Regions from separate parts of the Mus musculus genome. Here region 1 is linked to region 2. A link is a loop called in an ENCODE intact Hi-C map of the cell type or tissue named here. Cell type or tissue: left cerebral cortex. All regions are shown on one strand. Links, peaks and the distances in the headings refer to the core of each region. The heading gives the core; the rest is flanking DNA.

Region 1 (7,832 bases), core at 1,719-6,718, 340 kb after region 2:
CTCAGAGCTTAAGTTTATCCCCCCAGTGTTGTGAATAGCCCTGGGCTAATTATATTTGATTTTAATTCCTTTCTCCTGTGAGTGGTTTCGAACAAGGAATGAGTCAGCACTCAGGTGATTTCCTGTAAACCTGCTTCCCACCTTAATTTGTAAAATAAAGGAGAGCTGATGATTGGGCAGATAAAAGGGAAGGTGGAGCAGAAGGTGGGAGGGAGAAGAAGGAGGAAATGGAAGAGGGAGAGGACACAGAGGAGGAAGAAGAAAGAGAAAAGTGGAGCAGAAGCACACGGCCTGGAGAAACAGCAAGTTCTAAGGGCTCTCATAGGTGTAGAAGATGGTCATGTAGTGGTAGATCTGCCCAATCTAGGCGCGTAGCATGTAATCATATTAACTGTGTTGTGTTTTCATTGCCAGAGCATATTTAGAAGGAGATTAACCATAACACCCCAGCATTATGAAGAGTCAGTGCAACTATCTGATATCTGTATTTCTTGATGCATTATCACAATGGATGATTTATAACTATTGCATAACATTTTTGTTCCCAAAAAATTATATCCACTCCAGTGACAGCTACAAGCCTGTACCATTCTTTAATCGCTTAGCCAGACCCACCCACATATTTGTAGCAGATTGGTGAAACTTCCTACCTCACAGAGAAAACAGCAGCCATCAGTCGCAAAACCCAACTCCTAGATTACCTGCTAAACTCCAGATCCCTCCTCTGAGCTTGTCCCAAGTGATGGCCTGCCTCTCTTCCAAACATAACATTTCATCTGTACCCCTGATTTCATATTCTCTCTTCTCTTTCTTCCTGTTCCCACTCATTCCTTCACTAAATGTTTACTGGATGCCTTCTGAGGCTATTTTATAACTGGCAGTATTCTGTATAAAATAAGACCAAGAGAAGAATCTGTTTTCTCTCAGACTATCCGTTCTGTTGTGCTTGTCCAAGCATGCTTAACAATCATCTGCTCATTTTCCAACTTTGAATGAGGCACACATCTCCATTCTTGACCTCTGCTCTTCCAACGCAGGCTGGTTTTTGTTTCTTTCTTAGTATTTCTCTCACTCAATGCAATGTGTTCTGTTTTGCTTTCTGTTTCTGATACTAAATATCACAGCCAAAGCAACTTAGAAAGGAAAGGGTGTACTACATCTCACAGGTTACAGTTAGGCCACAACAAGAAGTCAAGGTAGAAGCGTGGAGGTGTGAACTGAATCAGAGACGATGAATGAGCACTGCTGGTTGGATTGTTCTTTCTTGGCTTTCTTGACTTGCTTTATATCATAACCCAGTCCCACATGCCAAGGAATGGGAACACTCACAGTGGGTTGAGTCCTCCCTCCATAAGTGATGGGGAAAGTACCCTACCGCACACAGGATTGCCTACAGAGCAATCTGATGGAAGTGCTTTCAGTTGAGATTCCCTCCTCCTGATGATCCTAGTTTGTATCAAGTTGACAGGAGAAATAAAAAGCAAATGGGGCACTATACTTTTGTTTTCTAGTTCCACTGAAATTTTTCCTGAATTCTAATGAATTCTAAAACCAAATACAGTTCATTCTCTGGACTGTGTTTCTTGCTACTGTGTCTTTCTCTCTCTGTGTCCTTGCTGCTCAACTTCCCAAGATCCACCTCTGACCTTCTGCTATGATTTAAGTGCCCCACAAAGGTGTATATGTGAAAAGATTCAGGTGTCTCTAGTGGTTTGAATATGCTTGGCCCAGTGAGTGGTACTATTAGGAGGTATGGCCTTGTTGGAGGAAGTGTGTCACAGTGGGAATGGGTTTTGAGACCCATCTAGCTGCCTGGAAGACAGTCTTCTGGTTCTCCCCAGAGCAAGATGTAGAACCCTCAGCTCCTCCAACACCATGCCTCCTTGGATGCTGCCATGCTTCCCACCTTGATGATAATGGGCTGAACCTCTGAACCTGTAACCCAGCCCCAAGGAAATGTTGTTGCCTTGGTCACAGTGCCTCTTCACAGTGAGGTGAACCTGAACTGAAGCAATGCCCTTGAAGGATTTATGTGGGGCGCTTTGTCCTTGATACGGCAGTAAAGGCAGTGCCTGAAGTTGAGGGAGTAAGGCTTAGAAGAAGATCCAGAGTTCCCTGAAGATGCACAAAATATTAGGGTAATTCTTTTATGAGCCTTTAGTAGTTCTCAGGTGTTTGCCTGAGCCAATCTCACAAAACACTGATTGCTTGTGAGTGTGTGACTGTTAGCCCCACGCATTTCAACTGCCTCATGGAGATGTCGACTCCCCTCATCAAATGTCAAATTAGAGGGCACCTACTTTTTATCTTTAAAAAAGATCTGAAACTGTTTCTCCCACTACCTACTAAACTCTCCTGGATTCCTTAGCTATGTTTTAAATCCTCAGAAGACATTCTTGGGCCAATGAGATTGATAAACCTGACAACCCCAGTTTGATTCCCGGAACCCATGCAAAAGAGGAGAGAACAGATTCCAGAAAACATTATTCTCTGACCTTTACACACTGTGATGCATCTTTGGTACACTTACACACACACACACACACACACACACACACACACACACACACACTCATACACACACACACACACACACACACACACACATATAAGCACATGTGCACACCAGCACATACACACCATATGTAAAAATTCGTAACAGTATGAATGTTTTTAGAAAGACATTTTATTTTACTGCCTATAGGCATTACATGCTAAGAGGTGGTGCATATATTAATTAGTGTGTGTGTGTGTGTGTGTGTGTGTGTGTGTGTGTAGCCATGGACTATATAATATCATAATTGGAGACTGATGTGAAAAGATCTGGGGTCTGGGTCTGGAGTTGCTATATTTTCACCACTCTTGCAAACAGAATCGAGTAATAAGGTCCCATCTAGGTTGGGGAGGACCATCTCTAGCTATGGAATGTCTTGAGCAAGGACCATAATTAGCTGACAGTTGGCAGTCTATCCTGGAATCTACTAGTGACCTGTGCAAAGACAGAACTTTATAGTCAAATAATGATTTTTAAAATGAAAGTGAAAACAACCAAGGATGGGCCTTCCCTCCTCCCAAAGCTCAACCCTGGCTATATTCAAAGAACCCAGACTCCATCACCCACCCCCCATCCCAAGCGCAACACTGGTTGTGTTCAAAGAACCTAGACTTAACTGTTCTGGGACAGAGAATGCCTGAAAGCTCCTTTGCTTTCTCTTTCGATTTGCATTGGTCTAAATGCCATGTAATTACCAGAGTTAAAAGTTTCTCTCTTTCATTCCTTATATGTTTCTCCTTTTTTTATAAAATTATTTTCCTGCCAACAAAAATGATAGAATAGTCTTTGTAAAACTCACTTAATATTGCACCCCCCCCAAGTTCACTCATTTCTCTGATGATTATGAGACGAAGTACAAACATAGGCTTTGCCGTGGAGCCTGTACAACGAGGCCTCCTCCGCCAGTGGTACCTGACTATCCCTGAGCTTGATGAGCATCCTCATCCCTCTAAGGTCTGTTTGCTGAGTAAAGGAGGCCTGGTAATACCATACTGTGGGTCTGGGTACCAGAGGCTTTCCACGGAGATCTCTGGCCTTGCTTGGTATGAGAGTTCCAGCGAAGGGAAGCTTCAGAAGGGTAGACCTCTTCCCAAGTGTTACAGCTCTTAGGACAGAAGGTTTGGACTATGGAGTAGTTTGCACACACCTTTAATCCTTCCAAATAGGATTCCTATATACAGTTTTGGGGTACGTAAGGGTCTGACAACAGGTACTTCTCATTGGTTTGGTCTAAGAGCTTGGAAGAAACCTTATTTGTGTGTGGGAGGGCTTGGTGCTGCTCCTACTTGACTGATGACCACATATTCCTCTGTGGAGGGCTGTGGGAGGCTGTAGCTATGTGACAAGAGCCAGGGACCCAGGAGGCAAGACCAAACACCTTCTGTCCCATGCAGGTGGAAGTCACTGGGGTTCCAGACCTTTGCTTGACTGGGACCAGGCTGTCTGTGTACGGCCCATCACCCCACACCATATCCTGTGCTGTTAGAACCCACTCTTGAGTGATATGACACATATATCACTCTTGAGTGATATGACACATGATATAGAGCGTATAACTTTCTATGATTGTTGTGAGCAGGCTCTCTGGTGGTCATGAGAGTGAATACACTCAGACATGGCAGTTCAGAAACACGTGATAGAATTTCTACACAGAAACTGTCTTTAGTTCTTGCAGAGCTTGGCGGGGAGTATGTGTCTAATTCCCTGCCTCAAACACTTTACACTGGGGGTTGGAAACAGGTAGCTCCTACAGATGTAACCACTGTCCTCCAATATACTGTGCCTAGGATTGCACATACAGCTACCTGGACACACACACACAGAAAGAGAGACAGAGACAGAGACAAAGACAGACAAAGAAAGAAAGACAGAAACAGAGAGAAAGGGAGAAATAAAGGTACACAGAAAGACAGAAACACAGAGAGAGAGAGAGAGAGGGAGGGAGGGAGGGAGAGGGAAAGACAGACAGAGACAGTGACAAACAGAGAGAGAAGGAAAAGGGAGGGAGGGAGAGGGAGAGAAAGAGACCTAAAATCCTGATGTTACATGAGCCTTATCTCCTTGAAACATGTTGTTTCCTCTCCGTAGTGTGCCCTTTCCCTGACATTTCTGTCTGATACAATGTCCTATTCATCTTTCAGATTCAAATATCACCTTCCAACGGAGGCCTTCTTCACTCCCTTAGTTATTGACATGCTGTCCATAGGGAGCCCATAACTAGTTGATCACACCCCTTCCCTGGGATTTATGACATCATTTACACTTCATCACCATGGAGAGGAGTCATGCTTTATTACTCTCTGCGGTGGCCATTTCTGCTGCCAAGTATGGCATGGAGGAGATGTCCCTTCAAGACGGTTAGACACATAGTCTGCAGCAGAATGCCATTCATGGGTAAGAATGTTTTCTTCAGAGCACTGAGGATTTGGAGGCTAGACCTGTGAGCTGAGTGAGTTGAATGCTCGTTGGAGGGTAGCAAGAATGCTTTCTTCCTGAAAGACATGAGTCTGAAGGGCAGGCAGATCAAGGAGCGATAGCAAGAGATGCAGGTCCTCTGACTTCACCCCTGCTTTCCTGTCTGGCTCTGCTTATCGCTTGTAAATGTAGTTACCGGGTGTCAAGGAACCCTGGGAGAAGTTTTCATCTGAATTCTGAGGCGTGATATGCTCTCTCATGGTTTTCTTCTTCTTCTTCTTCTTCTTCTTCTTCTTCTTCTTCTTCTGAAGACTTGCTGTAGGAGAAAGAGCTCCTTCATGTTCTCACTGCCCTGAGTGGCTGACCTTCTCACAAGAAATGCCCCCAACTCCTCAGACAGGAGACACCACCTGCCATTGCAGCAGCAGTCTGGAGGCAGCAGACTGTGTTCGCATATTTGGTAATCAGCATGAACGCAGCCAGGAGAGGGGCCCAGCTGCGATGTCAGTTTCCCCTCATTAACACTGGGTCAAAATGACTCTGCTATCTTAAATGGCTCCTCTTTAATTAAATTAATGTCGACTTCTCTGTTCTACCCTGTCCTAGGAATTTTCAATCTGTTACTTAAGGCAACGGGAGAAAAAAAAAAGTTTTTTTTTTTCATTAATCCTGTTGCTTGAGTTATGATTTCTACAAAGAGCTTAATACAGATTAAACATAATTGAAGACCTATCACTTAAAAGAGCCCATTCTGTTGTGTCGTTTGCCAAATGCAGCATTGACTAGGCAGGGACAGGGGCTGGAATAGACAGATCAAGCCAAATACGAATATACCATGACCTCTGGAAGCCCAGAATCTGGGTAGAGAGAGAAGAAGGGCATGAAACAGTATAAGGTCAGGTGTTCTGTAGTGTAGTCATAAAGGCTTTGAGAAAGCTAAGCAGACTGGGAATACAGAAAAGGAGAAAGACAGTCTGCCACTATGGTGTGTATGGAGCCTCCTGTGTCTAGACCTGGACAAAGGTAAGGTAAAGACAGGGACAAAAAACCTACAGGGAACAGAGGAAGATCTGGGGGCAGAAACACCTGGAGTGTCCAATACAAAGCAAGGAGGGTGAGCGTCCAAATGGGTTGTGGGGAATGAGCTAAAAAAGTGGGGAACCAGATCTTGTTAGAGCCTGCAACAGGCATCCAGACTTCCAAGCAGGTCTAAATTACTATGACACTTGTGACAGGACTTTAATTAGATTCATGCTCAATGTACCTTACTCTTCTTAAGGACTGAAAATAAATGAGCCAATCTGGAATAAGGAAAAGCAAGAAAGTTATTCCTGGAGTCAATTGTTCTGTTATTTGTTATGCCCCGTACTTTTCTGCAAGAAATTGCCTTGTTAAAACATCTCATTTCTTTCCGCCCAAAGGACTTTGCATAAACTGAAATCAAATGGCTGTGGTGCCTTTCACAAAGTTGGGGGAAATTACCTCTTAGCTTGAAAGAAGTATCGCACTGGAGTGAGCCTCTGAGATATTTTGCCCCTTCTTAGAATTGGGAACAAAACACCCATCGAAGGAGTTACAGAGACACAGTTTGGAGATGAGACGAAAGGATAGACCATCTAGAGACTGCCATATCCGAGGATCCATCCCATAATCAGCTTCCAAACGCTGACACCATTTCATACACTAGCAAGATATTGCTGAAAGGACCCAGATAGAGCTGTCTCTTGTGAGACTATGCTGGGGCCTAGCAAACACAGAAGTGGATGCTCACAGTCAGCTATTGGATGGATCACAGGGCCCCCAATGGAGGAGCTAGAGAAAGTACCCAAGGAGCTAAAGGGATCTGCAATCCTATAGGTGGAACAACATTATGAACTAACCAGTACCTCCCGGAGCTCCTGTCTCTAGCTGCATATATATCAGAAGATGGCCTAGTAGGCCATCAGTGGAAAGACAGGCCCATTAGTCGTGAAAACTTTATATGCCTCAGTACAGGGGAACGACAGGGCCAAGAAGTGGGAGTGGGTGGGTGGGGGAGTGGGTGGGGGAGTGGGTGGGGAGCATGGGGGGGGACTTTTGGGATAGCATTGGAAATGTAAATGAAATAAATACCCAATAAAAAAAAAAAGAAAAAAAAAAGGAATTCTACCACATCGTTTTGAACAGTCTGCTCCAGGACAGTCTGCTTCACAACCTAAACCCACATGCTCTTATATGTCGGTTGCAAACTATGTCTGTACTTATAAGTCCATTTCCCGGGATGGGCAGTCAATCTCTAAGGTGGCGTGTGAGTCTTAGTTTGGTTCTGGGGTCCACGGCAGTAATCTAAAACTTGTTCTTTTTACCACTAATTAGCATCTGGCTTCCCCTGGGATGTTTGGTGTGTTGTTTGCAGCTTCTAAGCTGCTAAGGAAGCATCCTTTCTCTCTCTCTCTCTCTTTCTCTCTCTCTCTCTCTCTCTCCCTCTCCCTCTCCCTCTCCCTCTCCCTCTCCCTCTCCCTCTCCCTGTCCCTCTCCCTCTCCCTGTCCCTCTCCCTCTCCCTCTCTCTCTCTCTCTCTCTCTCTCTCTCTCTCTCTCTCTCTCTCACACACACACACACACACACACACACACACACCATGAACGAAATGGAAGAGAAAGAGGAAGAGAATGCATGTTGGACAATTTGAAGGCATTAAGGAGTTGTAGGACCCACAGATTATTTGGATCAGAGGTAAAGCCAGGTGTTTGACTGCAGTTTGTAGTCATTTGTTTCCATTGTTACCACTGTATTAAAGTGATTTGCCCTGTACAGGATGCAGATCTATCTCCTTATTCTGTCATGAGCTTCCTCAGGCAACTAAGACTAGACCATAGCTTAAT
Region 2 (7,832 bases), core at 1,350-6,349:
ATGCTGATTTTGAAAGCTTGACATGATCATAGAGAATAGTTGAGGCCTGGCATCATATGGCAGAGTCATAATCCCTGTGGAGAGGCCAGTAGTTAAGATGCCACCTCAGTTGCTGTGGAGACTACAGGATATTGGAGATGCCAGGAATGTGCGACATTTCTAGGTGTAGAGTGGAATAGGCCTAAGCCCTTAAGACAAATTGCGTGTGCAGGAGATGACCAGACGACTGCCCAGGGAATGAACTGCAGATGCTGAACACTGGGCTTATGAGACGGGGATTTACACTGCTAGGTTTTGGATTCCCTTTGATCTGACTTTTTCCTATGCCTTGGTTCTTCTTTGATGGAAGTAGGAAGTATTTAACTTGCTTTTGATTTTATAGGAACCCAAGGTTAAGAGACTTTGGACCTTTAAAAGGACATTGAACTTTTTAATCATTGGAACTTTTAAAAGACTGTGGCACTTTTAAAGTTCTTTATTTCATACCGTTATATTAACATGAGACTTGAGAAGGGACGGAATTGTGTGGTTTAAAGTGATATGTTTTTGTGTCAAGTTGACATCGACAGCTTTAACTGTCAACTTGACACAGTCTAGAGTCATCTAAGAGAAGCCGCAACATCATCATATTCGCCAGAAAACAGAATGGTGTGTCTCCGTGATATGTATTTGAATTTTCCTGGTTTTTGGGGAAATTTAGTATTTTTGTCTTTATTTTCCTTTTTTGTTCAAGTCGTGGTGTTTCTTTATATTTTAACTACTAGTATTTAGCAGATCATCTAGGTTATAAATACCTCCACTAGTTTCATCTAAGATTATTTGAATTTATTAATTATGTAATGTAGTTTTATACTTTTGTATATCATTAACCACTAACTTATATCAAATTCACTAGGAAATTATGCCATGTTATCCTTTTTCACCTGTCATATTGGGTCTCTACTCCTCCTTGGACTGATAGTGTGTTAGGATGCTACTCCTTCTTTTCTGTACAGATATTAGCGTAGGACTATTTATTAAACATAAATCCTATAGTGTTAAATGTCCTTGTTATTTACAGGGTTGCAAGGTGCATAGATCTGCTTCTCACTCTATTCTGTTTTACTGTGCAACTGATCTGATATTTTTATTGCAGCTGAGTACTAAATTATACTGTTTATCTGGACAAATACATATATTTGTTTTATTCTTCCTCGGAAGTTAGTTGTCTGATTTTATTGTATTTTTTTAATTAATAAAGAATGTGTGAGATGATTCAGCTGGATTAAGAGAACAAACTTGGGACCACATAGTTCTTTCCGAGGTCTCCACCCAGTCTGTGAGTCTCACCGTCATTGTCGTTGCTCCTGATTTGAGACCTGATGTGTTGAGGTTGACATTGGCCTCGGGACATCTCCACTTCTGTGAATTCCTTTTGGTGTCCTTCTTTGTGTTTCCGAAGATTCCTTTTTACTTCCTTGGAAAGTTTCTTCCGTCTCTCAAGAGCTTAGCATTCAATGTAGCTGGACTTTATGTGTGTCATTATTTTCTCAATAAGAGTCTTTATTATATCTGAGACATATTTTTTACAAGTGTAAGTTCTCCAGATATCTTTTGCTTAAAACTCAGTCGGATGTAGAGTAATGAAACTAACTGATGATCTGTGAAATGTCAGTTCTTATTTATGGGTTAGGGTCTGTAGGTAGGGGGAGAGGCTTTACGTCCTGCCATTAAAGTCAACCAACTTCGCTTCTATGTATTGCTCATTATTGTAGAAGTCATATAGGATTGTACAGTGGGATAGCTAGAAGCCTTGACTTCATTCTTAGTTATTTAGAAACTATCTCTCAGAGATTGCTTGATATCCAAATAGGAATAGTCTCATCAATAATAGTGAAACTCATGCGAATTAAAGTCAACTTTGAAAACTGATGTCAATGGTTTATATGAAGAACTATAAAATTAAGCCTGAGTGTAGAGTTATGCGAATGATACCTTTGAAGTGGAGAAGTAACTGAATCAAAGCTAAAAGTGTATCAAATGGTTTCAATGTTCTTATCTAGTATTCAACTCTAGGCCCCTTTGTGTGTCTAGAATGCATAGAATGAATTTTGTAATTGAGAATTGGAATTGTGCCCATTTGATTCCTTAGCCAGTCTTGGCTATCAGTACGAATGCTTTCCATGATCAGTGCTGGAGAAGTCCACCCACAGTTTGGCATTCTCTAATATTGATGTAGCTGAGTGTAGCTTTTCAATTTGACATGTGGCATTATGAGAATGAAGGAGGGACAAGAATCATTGTCTGAGTAAGATCATGCAGGAGACCACAAGCTTTTTGACCAGAAAGACCTGGCTTCACATCCCAATATACAATATTGGGATACATCTTTCACTTCTTGTGAGGTTCAGAATCTGGAGCCACACAACTAGAGATCATACTGACTCTCTGGCAGGAGTATTATAAGAATGAAGTGAGTGGTATATGTTCAGTGCCGGAAAAATGGAACAGTAACATATATATGGTTCAGAACATCCCTACTTTTCATAAATGCACTAGATGAGTAAAAGAATGTTAATTACTCTTGTGTTTTTGTTTTATCATAAGGTCGAAAAATCAGGGCAGAAGAGCCTAAGTTTGGGATTTAAAAAAAAAAAAAACTTGGTTAAACTTACTGCTTCATTGTGTTTCTCATGTATTATTAGTGTAGACACCAAATAAATAATTTAACCATCCTGTAAAATAAAATATATAAAGATATATGAAATGCTTTCTTTGTAGATGAATTTTGAGTCCAAATATTGTTAGCCAAGTAACTCAAGTGGAACCAATCCATATTAGACCACTTATGGCGAATGTGGCTGCCAGACTAATCTCTCTTAAAGACGGAATTTATTAAGCCACTCTCTTTGAATTTATCAAAACCCATTTTATACTTTAATGCATCAAATCTAAACTTTATTGCCAGGCTTTCAAAAATTCGTCCAATTGGCCCATTCTTTTCCAGCCAAACATTTCTTGCTAGAACCCTCAATTCACCCTCTGCTTAAAGGATAGGAGCTCCTTGTCTACATTTTTTTGTCCAACGAAGGCCCCTTTTCTGTACCTTCTCTTTGGTTGCGCAGTGAAGTTAAGGTTCTGGGAATCACATGAAATACAGTTCTCTAGATCTTCTCCTCCACAAATCTAGCTCACTGTCGCCAGCCCCTCAGTGCTCGTTTCCATTGGGCCATTGCTCTGGGTAACACAGCTCCCATGTTTGAACTTCTTCACGGCTTTGGTTAATCATCACTTAATTTAGCTGATAATTAAATTCTGACTTTTATTGCACATTATTATTTATGTGAAATAAGTGATATATCCAATTAAAATCTGGGCTCAGTGGAAAGAGACTTTCTTATAGTTCTGTGTCTGAATGCTGCTAAGTGCAGTATTGCACACAGTGTGAATAACTTCTTTTTAATTGATGAGTTAGTTGATTAAAATAAGCAACTTCACATGCCTACATTATGAATCTAGTATGCATATTATCTAACTTATGTGCTATGTGTTGTCTTAGATTGTAATTATAATTTTGGCTTCTAAAGTCTAATCAGATTTTTGTTACAAAACATGAAATATCCGTTCATGTTCTAAAGTATAAAGAATATTTCATTATCCAAAACTGTGTTTAACCATGGTGTTTCTTTCAGTTTGCATTATTTAAGGAACAGGGATGCATCACCAATGAGTAAACATTCTGGTAGGGGAGAATTCCCCGTGTACCATCATAGCATCTGATCAGTCCTCAAGGCCGACACCTTGCAAGAATAGATCTAGTTTCTATGGAGACGTCGCATCAGTCTTCTATTATTGTGAGAAAAGCAAGTCAGTTTGTTTAATCCCCTTAAAAGAGTATAAGATTAACCTCCAGTGCCTTTAGATAATCATCGTTTGCGTTAGTTTTCAAATACCACAATCCTAAACAAGTGACTAAAGAAGTGTGTGTTGTTCAGGGTTTCATCTTTTGCTGACCATAGTGCTACTGTGCATCTTCAGAAACAAAAACACCTGCTTCTTCTTAAAGGACCAGAGTGTGCTGTGCTCACGTGTCTCTTGTGTGTCTTCTAGAGTTGTGTCATACAGAGTACGTCCAGGAAAATGGAATAAGCATTTAGCTGGCAGGGTTCACTTCCTGTTCAAGATTTAATATGAGTGAACATACATGAAATTAATTTAATTATTATCTGTTTTATGGAGCCTGTTCATCATATTTATGTTTGAGTTTCCAGGAGCATAAAGACTTTGTGTGGGAGTGTTTCCTTTAGAGCAAAGGATCAAATGTATTTGGGGTTTTGAGCCATGAAATGTTTAGTGACCAGCAGGTGTCTCTGTTACACAGCAAAGAAGGCTTTTTAACTTGACCCTATTTCACACCTAAGATCCCTTTTCAATTTCCACAGTTATTTGTTCTACTTTTTATGAAGAATCCTTGTTCTTCTTAAGTCCTTTGTACCAAATCTCTGTTTCTTTTACGTGTGGCATCTAAAATTACTTCTTAATATCTAACCTTCACCCTGCATCTTTGTTTATCAGGTATCAACTTTTAGGATGGAAGGTAGATCAAGATCTTTATTGAGAAACCCTAAGCAGTGAAACGACTGCAAGGCCACACAATTAAATTAAATAAAATGTGTGCATCAAATAAATGCAGCATTGCCCTGTAAAGGAACAGTGAGGCAGCTTGGCACTGTTTCTCTCTCTTTACTAAAAGGCTTAGGAACTAAAAGCTGTAAACAAGAGCTAAGCAACTACAGCTCCTCTCTACCTCCCCACTACACACACACACCACCACACTTTCTCTATGTTGTGTTGACAGTATCTCACTATGTAGCGCAGGCTGGCCTCCAACCCAGCATCTTCTCCTTCAGTTTACCACGTTCTAATAGTACGGGCTTGTGTCACCATGGTTGGCAATGATGTTTTTGTAAACATGCATAATTATATGATTTTTAAATATTTAAATTATATATGTATACATACATATATATACATATATATATACATACACATATATGGAGAAAAGTCTAGTAATACTATATTCAAGTCTTTTTTGCAGACTGTGAGGAGAGGGCCACACTCTAGTTGTCAATAGCATCAACTACTTGCATGTAATTGTCCCAGAGTTTTTCCATTTTAATGATTTTTCTCTTTTTTTTTTTTTTTTTTTTTTTTTTTTTTTTTTTTTTTTTTTTTTTGCTGTTATTGTTCAAGGTTTCCCAAGAGATCCACTTGTGTTTATTCTTTGGAGGAGAGCAGAGTGATTTGTGTGTATGTATCTGTGCTAGAGCTTTTGTATAATTCTGTTCTCTTAACTTTGGCCATGTGCTTTGTTTGTATATGTTCTTGTTTGTGTGAACAGATATTCAGGCTGCTTTAAGGTTTATGAATTATGCTTTGAAAATTATTGGATAAGAATCATCCCCATCAGGATAGAAGTCATTGGAGACATTGGATGGCTCAAGTCTCTGCTTACCTCATGAATTTATACTTTCTCTATGTGGGAGAAATGATCCCATTGCTTATTGGATTTCCAAGAGAATATGAAAATATAAGAAGCTAAGTAGCATGTGTTGCATTTTGCAACTGCTGGTAGTAATGTTTGATAGTATTGATGAACTTCCATAAATAAAATTGCCAATTTTCCTGCATTTAATTTGTTGTCTGCCTTTTGTAACTATTACCTGGCTGTTGAAACACACCATGTAAGGGCTTTTATGAGAGCAAATGTGGGGTTGTGATAAGCAGTTCACATGAACCAATGCAATACCTTGGAAGCTGAAGGTTAGCGACTGCTGATATATGACCCGTAGCTGTCCAGGTGTCTTACTAATTCAAACAGCTATTTGTGGAGAATAAATGTAATTTTGAGCTTTCATGCTCTTGCTGGCATGCTAAGAATGATCAAATTTATACAAAATTTCTTAGTCCACCAGAATGTCTACAGGAAGTCACAGCTGAACACGCTTTGAGGTTGAGTACAATGTTAGTGAGGTAAGGGAGACGGGAGATGGGAGACGGGGCTTCTAGAACAGTTAGCTTTGTTCTCGTTCTATCTCGAGGCATGTAGGCCATACAATTAACTCCATTTAATCATTTGTCAGGCAGATACTGTAAGATAACTGGGTTGACGTTTGTGTACAGATCCATGAATCCTACCACCTAGACAAGTACGTATTTACATCATTTCATATGACAGACAGAGTTTTATATGCAATGCACGATTCAGGAATTTTGAAATAAATCCCTCCTATTCTTATAAAATACAGTATGGACTAAGGCTATGTAAACAAATATATATAGGCAGTGTGAGTGGCACTCAAAACCACTTAAACCCAGGAGTCACTGCCGAGTCACAGCCGTTTAAAATATTTAAGAGCCAATTTAGGAGGCACTCTTAAATCTCTTTGTCTTAAGATCATATAAAAAGCTACTATTCCACAGAAATTATTTCTCCTCCTTAAGAATTTTGAGTTTACACCTCTCCTGATCATATTGAATAAAATCATGTGAATAGTTTGAAATGTTATAACATTTAAAGTAGCTAAAGAAAGTTTGATTTCCGTGTGCTTGTATGTCATATTACTTACCGTTGGTTAATTTTTTTTTCTTTTAAGTAGGAAGGCTGAAAGCATAATGAAGGAGTGTGTGTATGTGTGGTGTGTGTGTATGTGGTGTGTGTGTATGTATGTGGTGTGTGTGTGTGTCTGTGTGTGTGTGTATGTGTGGTGTGTGTTTGTGTATGTATATGTGATGTGTGTGTGTATGTATGTGTGTTGTTTGTGTGTATGTATGTGTGATGTGTGTGTGTGTGTGTGTGTGTCCACACGCATGCGTGCGCACATGTTGGGGATTAGATAATACTTTGAAAATGCCATGGGGAAACAAACTATTTTATAATCTTTTTTAAAATTAAGTCACTCCACTGTTCAAGATAATTCTCCCCACAGAAGCCTTAAACTATCAAACAAAATGCCCTGTACTAGGTGATGGTACTTCCCTTCAAATTGTTGCTTGGGAAGTTCAAGCCGCCCCCTACTAAACAGTGCAGGTGACTGCCATGGCTCTTGCTTGCCTTTCAGGACTTGAAGGTAAGACTGTATTGCTAAGGACAGTACATGCTTCAATCATGGGAACTGAAAAAAAAATCAAGTGGTCCTTAACCTGGAATCCACCTGCATAATGTCTGCTGCAATGTCAGAAGATGCTAGGCAAGGTGGTGGAGAATAAAAGTCATCCGCTGTCCTGCTCAGCAGTACATCCTGCAGACTGCGTTAGCGACCAGCCTGGAGAGGTATACCCAATGGTAAGATGGCAGCACTAGTGTTTTAGGGCTTATTCAGCAGGTATTAGATTGGCCTGTTCAACACACAGGAATTCATGCCTGTGCTCTAGAGCTAGCCAAGAGCTTTTGGCTGGAGAGATCATGGACATTAGAGGAGAACTGACTGCCATCATTCTGCTTCATTGGTGTAGTATCCAAGTGCATTGTAAATATTATCCTTGTACCCATAGGTAAGTACAGCTCTTGCTCCTCCTCAAAGGAGCTTCTTTGTTCCCAACAGATTGAGAATATTATCAAAAATTGGTCAAAGTGCCAACCAAAAGTCACCATGGAGTGCCCATGTCTAAATGGACCTCTATAACATCACTCAGTCCCAAGGATCTGGGAAAAATCACAGAAGAGGGGCAGAAACTGGGAGAGCCTGAGAACTGGGAGGACTCCTGCAAAATAGTGTCTTCTACACATGACAGGGATGCTGTGCTACTCATTTCGGGCAGCACGATTGCAGAGGACCATTTTAGCCACATCT

Evidence for each region. Hi-C counts contacts between places; a loop is a spot of excess contacts. Peaks named below come from ENCODE experiments on the same cell type or tissue, not always from the same donor. Only the 100,000 strongest peaks of a DNase experiment are listed, where the experiment ranks them.
Region 1: a loop joins it to region 2, with 3 times the contacts of the local background. A loop is called at or near these places in 18 of 42 quality-filtered maps.

What each region holds. Positions count from the first base shown.
Region 1 is chr16:76,117,747-76,125,578 of GRCm38, forward strand. It overlaps 4930578N18Rik (RIKEN cDNA 4930578N18 gene), which reads left to right and starts at 4,867. Exons shown (of 3, transcript NR_040575.1): 1 at 4,867-4,948. In left cerebral cortex, for the core only: no CTCF peak of the experiment used is centred there; no DNase peak of the experiment used is centred there.
Region 2 is chr16:75,775,124-75,782,955 of GRCm38, forward strand. No RefSeq gene overlaps it. Among named protein-coding and RNA genes, the nearest start is that of Hspa13, 12 kb to the left of the region's middle. In left cerebral cortex, for the core only: a CTCF peak has its summit at 4,342 (motif pointing right); a DNase peak (open chromatin) is centred at 4,326.